2 separate regions of the Homo sapiens genome follow, and region 1 is linked to region 2. Evidence: chromatin contacts called from ENCODE Hi-C or POLR2A ChIA-PET data. All regions are on one chromosome and are shown on one strand. Each heading gives the region's core, a stretch centred on a gene start or an enhancer-like site at or near the end of the contact. The rest is flanking DNA. Distances are from core to core; before and after follow the strand shown.

Region 1 (5,176 bases), core at 319-2,818, 110 kb after region 2:
GCACCTGGGCTCATTTGTGGACTACGTGATTTTGAGACTCCAAATAAGCACTGGGTATTTGGGTTGGAGATACAGAGCTGAGAATGATATGCATGTAGGTGGGCAAAGCAAGGGGGATTTCATGAGTTCTAAGGTAGGGTGAGAAAAATAACCGAGAGTTGAGCAGTGACGGAGGAAGCTGCAAAGAAAACGACTGCTCAGGGAGAGGCTGGCCAGGGGCCTGTGGCTCAGGGGACTGAGAAGAGGAGCTCTCTAGGCATCTGAATTGAGGTTGCCCACAATTGGTTGCAAGATCGTGGCTGGCCTTGATGGAAGCTGGGAAGCCACTCGGTCCTAGTGAGGGGTGGTGAGGAGAGCAGCAACGGCCACACAGGAAGGCTTTGGACGTTTTTTCTCCTGACACTAGTTATTTCCAGGCCTGGGATATAGCTAGGGGCTTGGGGTGGGGGCAACTCTTTGCAGGGTGGTGTGGCCTGTGGAGGAAACAGGCTCAGTTCCACTACTTTGGCCAGGTGCAATGGCTCATGCCTGTAATCCCAGCACTTTGGAAGGCCAAGGCGGGTGGATCACCTGAGGTCAGGAGTTCAAGACCAGCCTGGACAACATGGTGAAACCCCGTCTCTACTGAAAATACAAAAATAATTAGCCGGGAATGGTGGTGCGTGCCTGTAATCCCAGGTACTCGAGAGGCTGAGGCAGACAGTTGCTTGAACCTGGGAGGCAGAGGTTGCTGCAGTGAGCCGAGATTGCTGCACTGCACTCCAGCCTGGGTGACAGCAAGACTGTCTCAAAAAAAAAAAAAAAAAAAAATCCGCTATTTCAGGTCACCCTGGTGCTGGCGTTCACGTGGAAGACTGCTTATCTGTATCCAGCTGTTTGCAGAGCTCAGGGAGGCCAGGGGGCTTCAGACTCCACTGTACTCTGCATTCCAGGATTCTCTGTTCTCTGGCTGTGGTGGCCTGACACACTCTTCACCACTGACCCCACCCCCGCTTGCACACTATGCCACAGGAAGGGCAGGGGCTTCCATCACAATCACTCAGTACTAGTTACCAGCTCTGATAGAATTACTCACCTTGAGTTTCCAAGTCTTGCTGAAGGTGCTTGCGTAAGTGGCACATGGATGTTCCCTCTGTTCAAAGGCATATGCACAACACTATTTTTCAAAATTTGCTTTTATTTACACGTTTGAGTCAATTACATGCATGTTTTATTTTTGAGGAGTGATTAGCAAAATGCATTAAAATTTTAAAATAGCAATTAAATATACAAAAATATAGCTTACAAAAAACTGCGAATGTTTAAAAATATTCTGCTGCAGAATTTTTAGTGTACAAAGACGTCTATGAAACCTGAGGTTCAGCATTTCATAAACCTTTTTTTGAGGGAGTTACACAATACCTAGTGAGGAAACCCGAGGGCCAAACTACAAGACGAAAAAGTGCCCCGTTCCTGGCAATGATGTCAGAAGACCAAGAGGCGATAGTTACCAGCAACACTCTAGGAAGACCAGCTGTCACCAGAAGGGAGTTCCTAACACTTGCCACACCTGCTCCCCCGACCGGGGGCCTGGGAGGGAAGGGCAGATGGAGAGGAACGGTGTGCAGTGGGCGTGAGATGCAGATCCACCAGGCTTGGGACTGGCAAAGGGAGCTGAGAAGAGAGTTCCCCCAAAGCACAAACAAGTCTGCTGACACTGGTGGGGCCCTTACAGTCACAGAAGTAAGGACTGGATGGTAAGCCAAAGGTGCTGATGCTTGGTCAAAAAGTGGAGTACATCTTTGCATCTTGTAACAATTTGGGCTCTACAGCTGAATTGGCAAAGTAAGGTTTACTACACAAGCCCCTCTTTTTCTTCTGATATCCCCACTCAAATGGAAGCACACTCCCCAGCACATGGGGATCCCTTATTAATCTTTACTAAAGAACCGTGAACCAGCATTTTCCAGTTATCAACTGGATATTTAGGCATGAATCTGGACATGTCCATCTGCTTAAGAAATCTGCTTAAGAAATCTGTAACAGCTACAGGAAAAGACACACCCAGGGCCAGAGATTCTACAAATGCCAGAAGAGTGGATGTGATAGAGAATTTTTTCTCAAGTTTTGGGTTAGGGCACCAGTTGCAATTTTAATCCAGGGGAGGATCTGGGCTGCTGCTGTAGGGGGCAAGTACACCAGGGAGGTGGGTGTGGACAGAGGCACTGGGCAGCTGCTGGGAAGCGAGGCACAAGTCTGTGCCCCTACTCCCAGGGCTGCCTGGAGGAAGCAGCTCTAACTTTCATCAGCGGGGACAAAAATGAACTTAAACTAAAAAAATTATTGGCCGGGCGCAGTGGCTCACGCCTGTAATCCCAGCACTTTGGGAGGTCAAGGCAGGTGCATCACGAGGTCAGGAGATCGAGACCATCCTGGCTAACACGGTGAAACTCCGTCTGTACTAAAAATACAAAAAATTAGCCGAGCGTGGTGGCGGGCACCTGTTGTCCCAGCTCCCGAGGCGGGAGAATGGCGTGAACCTGGGAGGCGGAGCTTGCAGTGGGCCAAGATCGTGCCACTGCATTCCAGCCTGGGTGACAGAGCGAGACTCCGTCTCAAAAAAAAAAAAAAAAAAAAAAAAAAAAAAAATTGTTGGGGTAATTTCTGTTGTCAAATGGAAAACAAGGCATAAAGGGAAAATTCTGTAGGAAGCATTTTCTTTTCTTGTGTGTTTTTTTGAGACGGAGTCTCGCTCTGTTGCCCAGGCTGGAGTGCAGTGGGGATCTTGGCTCACTGCAACTTCTGTCTCCCGGGTTCAATCAATTCTCCTGTCCCAGCCTCCTGAGTGGCTGGGATTACAGGCATGCGTCACCACACCCGGCAAATTTTTGTATTTTTAGTAGAGGGGGTTTCACCATATTGGTCAGGCTGGTCTTGAACTCTTGACCTAAGGTGATCCGCCTGCCTCGGCCTCCCAAAGTGCTGGGATGTTGGGATTACAGGCGTGAGCCATCGCGCCCGACCAGAAGCATTTTCTTTTCAAAGTGTGTGCACAGAGTGAGGAGGCCAGCCTGGGCAACATAGTGAGTTGAGACCTGTCTCTACAAAAAAATAATTACGAAAATTAGCCAGGTGTGCTGGTGTGCACCTGTAGACGCAGCTACAGACTGAGGCGGGAGGATCACTTGAGTCCAGGAAGTTGAGGCTGCAGTGAGCTACAATGGTGCCACTGCACTCCAGTCTGGGTAACAAGACCCTGTCTCAACAACAACGAAAAGTTGGGAGGGAAAGGGAGTAGCTCCATGAACTGACGCTGGACATTCAGGCATATCCACATGAGACTCACTGTGCACTTGCTCAGTAGCTAAGATGTCTGCCCCACAAAATAGAAGCCTTCAGTTGCTGCTGCTCAAACTCCTGCATCAAAGACACAAGAGCTTGCCTAAGTGACCACAACAGTTGCAGCCACACATCACCACTGGTCCTCACTTGGAACTGGCCAAGGTAGGGGAGGGGCCAGCAGCTGTCCAGGCACCTGCAGAGGCTGCTCAGAGCTGGGAGAGGCCTGTGCCACTGCTGTCAGCTACAGAGCCTGATCTTGAGCATCCTGTCGCAGATAGAAAGTCAATCAGAAAAATCTGGTTGTGCTCTTGGATTAGCTGGGCATTTGGGGTAAGGGAGGGACTGCAGATTCTGATTTGTACAGAAAACTAAAATTTCAGTATGTTGCAATAAAATGAAAATATGTCTTACTCAACAGGAGTGTGATTGCAAAAACATCCCCCAATTCTGGGTTCACATTTTGTATTCTGATTTCTGGGATGGCTCTTCCCACATTAGTAGGAGCGTTCCTTGAATACACTTGTCTGGTATCACATGAGTAGAAAAGGAGAAAAATTATATAGACACACATACACATGTGTGTACATGCATAAATGATCTCTGGAAGGATACCCAAGGAACAAACCAATAGTAGGTATTCATGGAGTGAGGAGCGGAGCTTGCTAGGCATCAGGAACTCAAGAAAGGCTTTTAACTACTTTATGATTTGTGAACCACATGAATGGATTACCTATTCAAAACATTAAGAAAGAAATATTCAGCACTGAACAACCAAGTCAGAGTTCACTGTGGGCAAAGGCAGAGATGACCAAGGAAGAAAGGGGCCAGGTGAACCTGGGCCTCAGGGAAAGCCCCTACAGCTCAGGAAGCTTTTTGGCTGAGGTTCTGTTCCTATCAATCATGATGGCAGAGGAGCCCATGTAACCCAGATGATGTTATGTGGTATCAGCAGCCCCCATGACACCAGGCCTGCTGCCTACCAGGCTCTGGGCACCAGCTAACCCCCACAAGAGGTGCCAGGGACGTTACTACAATCCCTGGGTGGTAGCTAAGGAAGCTAAGGAAGAGACTGAGAGGCTAACCTGCAGAAGGGCCTAAGGCTAGTGAGTGACAAGAGGTGATTCCATCACTCTCTGCCTGGAGCTCTGGGTATACTGCCCTGGATGTATCAGGATGTATTTCATAATGCCCAAAAAGCCTCTGAGAAAAATAATTCCTAGTTGTTCAAAGTAGCTTAGAGCGGGATCAGGCCAGGGAGATGACATGATTTTGAAGTGGGGTTGTGAAAAAGGACAAGGCCCGAGGCTATTTCTCTGATGGATCCAAGGGGCTTGGCACTGGGGAAAAGGATCTTCTTGTCAAGAACAGGGTATCCGGCAATGGTGGGAGGTCCCCTGTATCCCTCAGCTCAGACCTTCCCAGGGGCCACCTGCCCCTATTTGGCCATTTCTGTCCTGCCTTCCCTGGCTAGGCAAGCATAGGCTTCAAGGACCTTATCTGCCAGGGACAGGCCTAACCAAATCACACGTGGCAAAGAAAAGCAGCAGATGTCAACTTCCTAGTGTCTGATACTGACCCAACCAGGAATCAAGTCAGGCTGGTTTTGTTCCCTGTTTCTGAAGGCAGTTGAATTCAGTTGTACCCCTAGCAACTACTAATGGTTCAGCCACCCGTGGAGTCCAGTTGGGGCTGAGTTATGCTCCACTAACCCATAGCAGACCAGCAACATTCTATCTTTGAGCTGCTTAAGAAACACACAAAGGATACCAGCCAGTGGTCCAAGAGCAGACCAGAATCCCCACGCAGCTACACAGTAACAAGTCCCAGCAACTCCTGAAGATAGATGCGGAAAGGG
Region 2 (5,668 bases), core at 1,434-3,933:
TCATGAGGCCAGGAGTTCGAGACCAGCCTGGCCAACATGGCGAAACCCCGTCTCTAATGAAAATACAAAAATTAGACAGACGTGGTGGCAGGTGCCTGTAACCCCAGCTACTCGGGAGGCTAAGGCAGGAGAATCGCTTGAATCCAGGAGGCAAAGGTTGCAGTGAGCCGAGATCGTGCCACTGCACTCCAGCCTGGGTGACAAGAGCAAGACTCCATCTCAAAAAAAAAAAAAAAAAAAAAAAAAGAGCAAAGATACTATGAATATTCTATTTGTGTCTTTTGGTGAACAACAGCCCTTATTTCACTCAGGTACACATCAAGAGTGGCGCTGCTGGGTCATGGAGCAGTGAGGTCAGCATGAGTAGCCACTGCTGGGCTTGCTGTTTTAGATGATGTCTGAGCTAGCAGGCATAGACATTCCCAATGTACCCAGAACAGACTCTCAGAAGCATGGGTTGGACCCAGGAGAGCCCAGTGGCCAAGGAAAAGGGATCTCCCAGGGCACACCCACAAGCAGCCTCCAGCAAAACCATCAAGCAAAACCCCCACTCCCAGTAGGCTGAGGAAGCCCTCCATGCTGTCACCTCCATCTGGGTCTCCCACTGTCCTCTGGGAGTAGTAGCTCAAGCCAGCCTCCCACAGCTGTCTCCTCCACACACCTCACATGAGGCCAGCCCTCTAGTGGTCAGAAACTTGGTGTTGACTCACTGCCTGAGGAGTGGACAGAGGCTGGGAAACTGTGTTCCAGATGCCAGGTGGCCCCCAGCAACCAGAGCCCTCTCCTTGCTAGCTCTCTGCTGTAATCAGCTGGCAGACACCAGCCCTGGCTGAGAGCAATAGGGACTGGGGACCAGGAGCTGTGCCAACATCACTCCCCAGCCTCGTAGCTGAGGCCCCACAGTCTCTGGGCTTGCCGCAACACCTGCACACACATTTACGTGTTGTCACATGCTTTGGCCAGGCCCTGGCCACCTGCAGCTTCCCTTCAGTCACCTCCTAACCTATCCTGGGTCCTATGGCTTAAGGGGCCCAGAGTGCACTTTCTCAGGGGGTGCTGGCTCTAGGATCCCTGCCTGGGCCACCCTACCCTGTTCTCCTTTCTTGTCACCAAAGAGCGTGTTCAAGCCGGCTCCAGTCCTGTGTTGTGCATGGCCCTGGGGAGTGGAGATGGAAGCCATCAGCACTATTGGTGAGACCTGATTCACAGGGGTGCAAAGGCCGCAGCTGAATGCCAACGGGCAGCCTGAGCAGGAAGGCTTCCTCCCATTTTGTCTGAGTATATATCTACAAGGTCAATTAAAAGGACAGGAAAGGCCAGGCGTGGAGACTCACGCCTGTAATCCTAGCAATTTGTGGGGGAGAAGCGGGAGGATCACTTGAGCCCAGAGTTCAAGACCAGCCTGGGCAATACAGTGAGACGCTAACTCTACAAAAAAATTTAAAGTAGCTGGATGTGTTGCCTGCCTATAGTCCCAGCTACTTGGGGGGCTGAGGTAGGAGCATTGCTGATGGGAGCGGGCAGCGAGGCTGCAAAAAAAAAAAAAAAAAAAAAAAAAGCCGGGAAAGGGAATTCTAGGCTGGGGGAACAGTCAGTGGGGGAGGCTCCGAGGCACATTTGGGGGACAAGGCTGAAGCCATTCACATGCCAAGAGGTAAAGGAGGTGCAGCTTCATGGTCGCGGTGGGGGTGGTAGTGGTGGTGGTGGCTGGAGGAACACATGCAAGTCAGGCAGTGAGGCCCAGGCAGGCCTTGTGGGGCCCCCAAACACCAATGGGCCAAGCCTCCAAGTTGGGGCTTTTACGTAAGGCTCTATAGGGGTTAGCGCCAGAGTGCCCCTTTCAGGTTTAAGGTATAAACCTCTTCCCTGTTGTTTTGATGGCCTCCAGTCAAGAAGGGGGCTTGCTGGTCAGCCCTACTAAGCGTTCGCCCTGGGCGACACTCTACAAGGTTTTACTGGGGCCCAATGAAATTGACAGATCTGCCAGGGACACACACTGAGAGTCCAGAAGCAGCGTTCGAATCGTTCTGCGCCGAACCGAGTGACAGCATTAAACCGCTGCAGGAACCCACAAATTCAGAATCTGCGCAAAATACACATATTTGTATTTAAAATCCGCGCAAAATACCCATGTGCCTAAATACACATATTTCCCTCCAAAGTCATAATTTCCGGGGGTACAGCCCAGGAATGTACATTTGAACTGGTGCCCCAGTGATTCTCACGCATGTTGGCTAGATAAGAACTCAGCCGCAGCCCGTAGCTGCGCGGCCCGGCCTAGGTCCACCCGCCGCCCGTCCCGGAGCCTCCTAAGGCCGCAGGCGACGCGCCCCGCCCTCCGGGGACAACTAGGCCCCGGCCTTTTCCGCAGACTCCGCGCTCCGAGCCGCGGCGCCCCCTCGCGGCCGCCGGGGTCGGCAGCCTGGGGCTCCGCTGATCTAGGGCAACGAGCGGGGGACGCTTCGAGCCCGCAGCGAGAGTGACCAGCATGGTCCCTGCCGGCAGCTCGGGGCCGGAGGGTTTTGACTGCAAGGCCAGCCCACGCCGAGGGTCCAAGCATCGGGATATGCCGCCAGCACCTGGCTGCTGCAGCACCGCGCTGGACATGAGCGCTCCGCCCAACCCGACGGCGTCAGCTGGCGCGCGCGCCCGCGACCGACGTGCGCAGGCGCCCACGGGCCGCGCAGCCGCCATTGCTCTCCTGCCACGGAGGGGAGCGCTTGGTGGCAGTCCGCGGGCCCGGACGGAAGGCTGAGGCGACGCCTCGACGACAGCGGACCGGAGCTGCAGGGGCAACACATTCAGGGCGGGGTGCCCCATTTAGGCCTGGCTGACCGGAGTAAGAAACTACAACCCCCGAAGTGCCTTGCGCCTCAAGGTTACGGAGGCAGTGACGTAAGCTGTCTTGACCGCTACCATTTCTCTAGTAGAGGCGGGACGCGGCGGCGCGGAGTGATGACGCGCTCTGCTGGCGGCTGGAGGGTTGCGGAGGTCAGCAATTGGGTGCTGGGCTCCGGTTCTCGAAGTGCCTTTGCGAACCTGCTATTTTACCAGTTTAAACTGACGGTCTGTTTAGCCTTAGCTACAGATACCCACTGACTGTGTACCCGCCGCCTTTCAACCCCCGGGCCGGCCACTGAGCCAGCCAGATAACCATTACTATTATTTAGTTTCTATTTTGAAACAGTTTCAGGTAACTCCTGTATGCACTTGGATGAGATTCACAAGTTGTAACCTCATTTGCCCCATTTACCTTATTATTTCCTCTGTTTTTCTCTCTGCCTTTTTTCTTCCCTGGACCAAGTGAGTTAGTTGCAGATATGAAATCCTGTTTCCTCTATATTTAGAGGCCCATCCGTGTTTATTTTCTAAAAACAAGGACGAGCTCCTGCATTCAAAATCGGGTAACATTGGTCAAGACTTTTTCTGACCCATAGTCCATATTGAAATGTTTTTAAAGTTTTTATTAGTGTCCTAATAATGCCCTTTATGGAAATTATCCTTTTGTTTTTCTTTCTTTTTTTTTGAGACAAGAGTTTCCCTCTGTCGCCCAGGCTGAAGTGCAGTGGTGCGATCTCGGCTCACTGCAGCCTCCCCTCCCGGGTTCAAGCGATTCTGTGGCTTCAGCCTCTCAAGTAGCTGGGGTTACAACCATGCGCCACCATGCCCGGCTAATTTATTTTTAGTAGAGATGAGGTTTCACCATGTTGGCAGGCTGGTCTGGAACTCCTGACCTCAAGTGATCCGCCCACCTAGACCTCCCAAGGTGCTGGGATTACAGGCGTGAGTCACCACACCTGGCCCAAATTACCCTTTTCTTGGTCCAGGACCCGATCCAGGAGTACACGTCGCATTCAGCTATCTGGTCTCTTCAGTCTCCTTCGGTCTGGAGCAGCTCCTCAGGTTTTCCATGACCGCATGACCTTGACGCTTTTGAAGATACCTGTTGTTTTGTAGAACTAGGTTTAGGGTGGTCTGAGATTTTTTTTGTTTGTTTGTTTGTTTTTCTTTTTTCTTTTTTTTTTTTTTTAGTTTATGCCTATTCTGCTTATGTATGTCTGAGATTTTTTATCACTGGATTCTGTTATGTGATGTTGTTCAGATGCTGTTATTCAAAGTGTTCAGCCTCACTGGCCTCTGGATACACTCCCAGACACTGCCAGGTCAGCCCCTTCCTGTGGTCGCCTCTCCTGCTGGGGTTCACTCTCACCTTACCAATGTCTCTGGCTTCCCTGTAGCACCCACCCTGGAGCCATGGTCCACGCCTTCCTCATTCACACCTTGAGGGCCCCGAATACTGAGGACACGGGCCTTTGCCGAGTGCTGTACTCCTGCGTCTTCGGTGCTGAGAAGTCACCTGATGACCCACGGCCGCATGGTGCCGAGAGGGACAGGCTTCTCCGGAAGGAACAGATTTTAGCTGTGGCCAGGTAACCACACAGCCCAGCCCCAGGCCTTCATTGAACACGTACCTGATTGTAATAGGTATTTTCGGGGAGTGGGGACGCAGAGAAATAGGAGGACTAAGAAGCAGAGAGGAAGTTTTAGAGTAGCATTTCCCAGAGAGTCTTCCACAGCTTTTCATAAGTGTTACGTGAAAAGGGTTAAATAAATAATAATTCTGTTATCATTATTAGTATAATTAGCATTTGTTCAGCCTGTAAGTGCTAAGCATTTATATTCTGAACATCTTATATATATTAACTCATTTAATCCTCATAATAGTCTTTTGAGGTAGGTATAGTTATTATCTCCACCTTATAGATGAGTAAACTGAGGTATAGAGTGTTTGAGGAATTTAACCTGTCCAAGGTTACATAGCTAGAAAGTAGCAGAACTAAGATTTGAGAGTAGGCAGGCAGACAGTACAGATTAAACATGCTTTTCAGTGCAGTACTTAACAGGGCCTTTAGTGTGCCTGTAGACTTTATGAATTTCTAACGAAGAGAGAGGATGTGGTACATGAGGACTCCAGAAAGCCAGGGATCCAGATCACAGTTTGGAATATACTGTTCCAGACTAGGGTGGCTAGCCTTGGCTCTTCCCCTCTCAGACCCAGCCAGAACTGGTAGGTGCTGGAGCCTCCTGGACCTCCGCATTCTGGGTGGGGTAGCACCACTCTGGGGCAACCTTCTGCCAACTCCTGCCTTTCCCTTGTTCTTCTTATTCTCCTTCCCCTCCCTGTAGCTCAGAAAACCAAATACATGCCTTTAAAACCAGCCTGTGCGTGGCTCAGACTGGAAGGTGATTCAGGAAAGATCAAAGGGAGCTTCTAAGAAGCCTTGTTGGTCCAATGGAAGGTCTTTCTTTCATATTTGGAGAGGGTTGCAGGATAGGGTGGAGATTGGACTGCCCACGTTGGGTGATGGCGTTTATTTTCTGCCTCATCCCTTTCCTTTTTTTGAGATGGAGTCTTGCTCTGTCGCCCAGGCTGGAGTGCAGTGGCGCAATCTTGGCTCACTGCAACCTCCGCCTCCTGGGTTCATGCCATTCTCCTGCCTCAGCCTCCCGAGTAGCTGGGACTACAGGCGCCCGCCACCACGCCTGGCTAATTTTTTTAAATATTTTTAGTAGAGACGGGGTTTCACTATGTTAGCCAGGATGGTCTCGATCTCCTGACCTCGTGATCCGCCCGCCTCGGCCTCCCAAAGTGCTGGGATTACAGGCT

What was found. A loop is a pair of places that touch in the nucleus more often than their neighbours do. ChIA-PET counts read pairs that join two places held with the same protein, here RNA polymerase II (POLR2A). Pooled maps may share reads with other maps.
Region 1: a loop to region 2 is called in a map of breast epithelium, with 4 times the contacts of the local background. The contact joins the enhancer-like site here to the promoter of AP5S1 in region 2. A Hi-C loop is called at or near these places in 1 of 168 maps with a recorded cell type or tissue (breast epithelium) and 2 of 50 pooled maps. POLR2A ChIA-PET finds 5 or more read pairs at or near these places in 5 of 52 experiments (AG04450, CD4-positive, alpha-beta memory T cell, MCF 10A and 2 more).

The regions. Positions count from the first base shown.
Region 1 is chr20:3,926,152-3,931,327 of GRCh38, forward strand. It overlaps PANK2 (pantothenate kinase 2), which reads left to right. Exons shown (of 7, transcript NM_001386393.1): 7 at 1-3,736. RNF24 (ring finger protein 24) reads right to left here. Exons shown (of 6, transcript NM_001134337.3): 6 at 1,160-5,176. Among named protein-coding and RNA genes, the nearest start is that of MIR103B2, 11 kb to the left of the region's middle. RefSeq lists enhancers at 1-54, 3,523-3,692. Within about 2 kb of position 1,569, at least 9 of the 41 ENCODE cell types and tissues checked have a DNase peak (open chromatin) inside an H3K27ac peak, as active enhancers do.
Region 2 is chr20:3,817,864-3,823,531 of GRCh38, forward strand. It overlaps AP5S1 (adaptor related protein complex 5 subunit sigma 1), which reads left to right and starts at 2,684. Exons shown (of 3, transcript NM_018347.3): 1 at 2,684-2,895; 2 at 4,239-4,430. The coding sequence starts at 4,255. RefSeq lists a silencer at 2,208-2,487 and enhancers at 2,484-3,187, 2,728-3,067.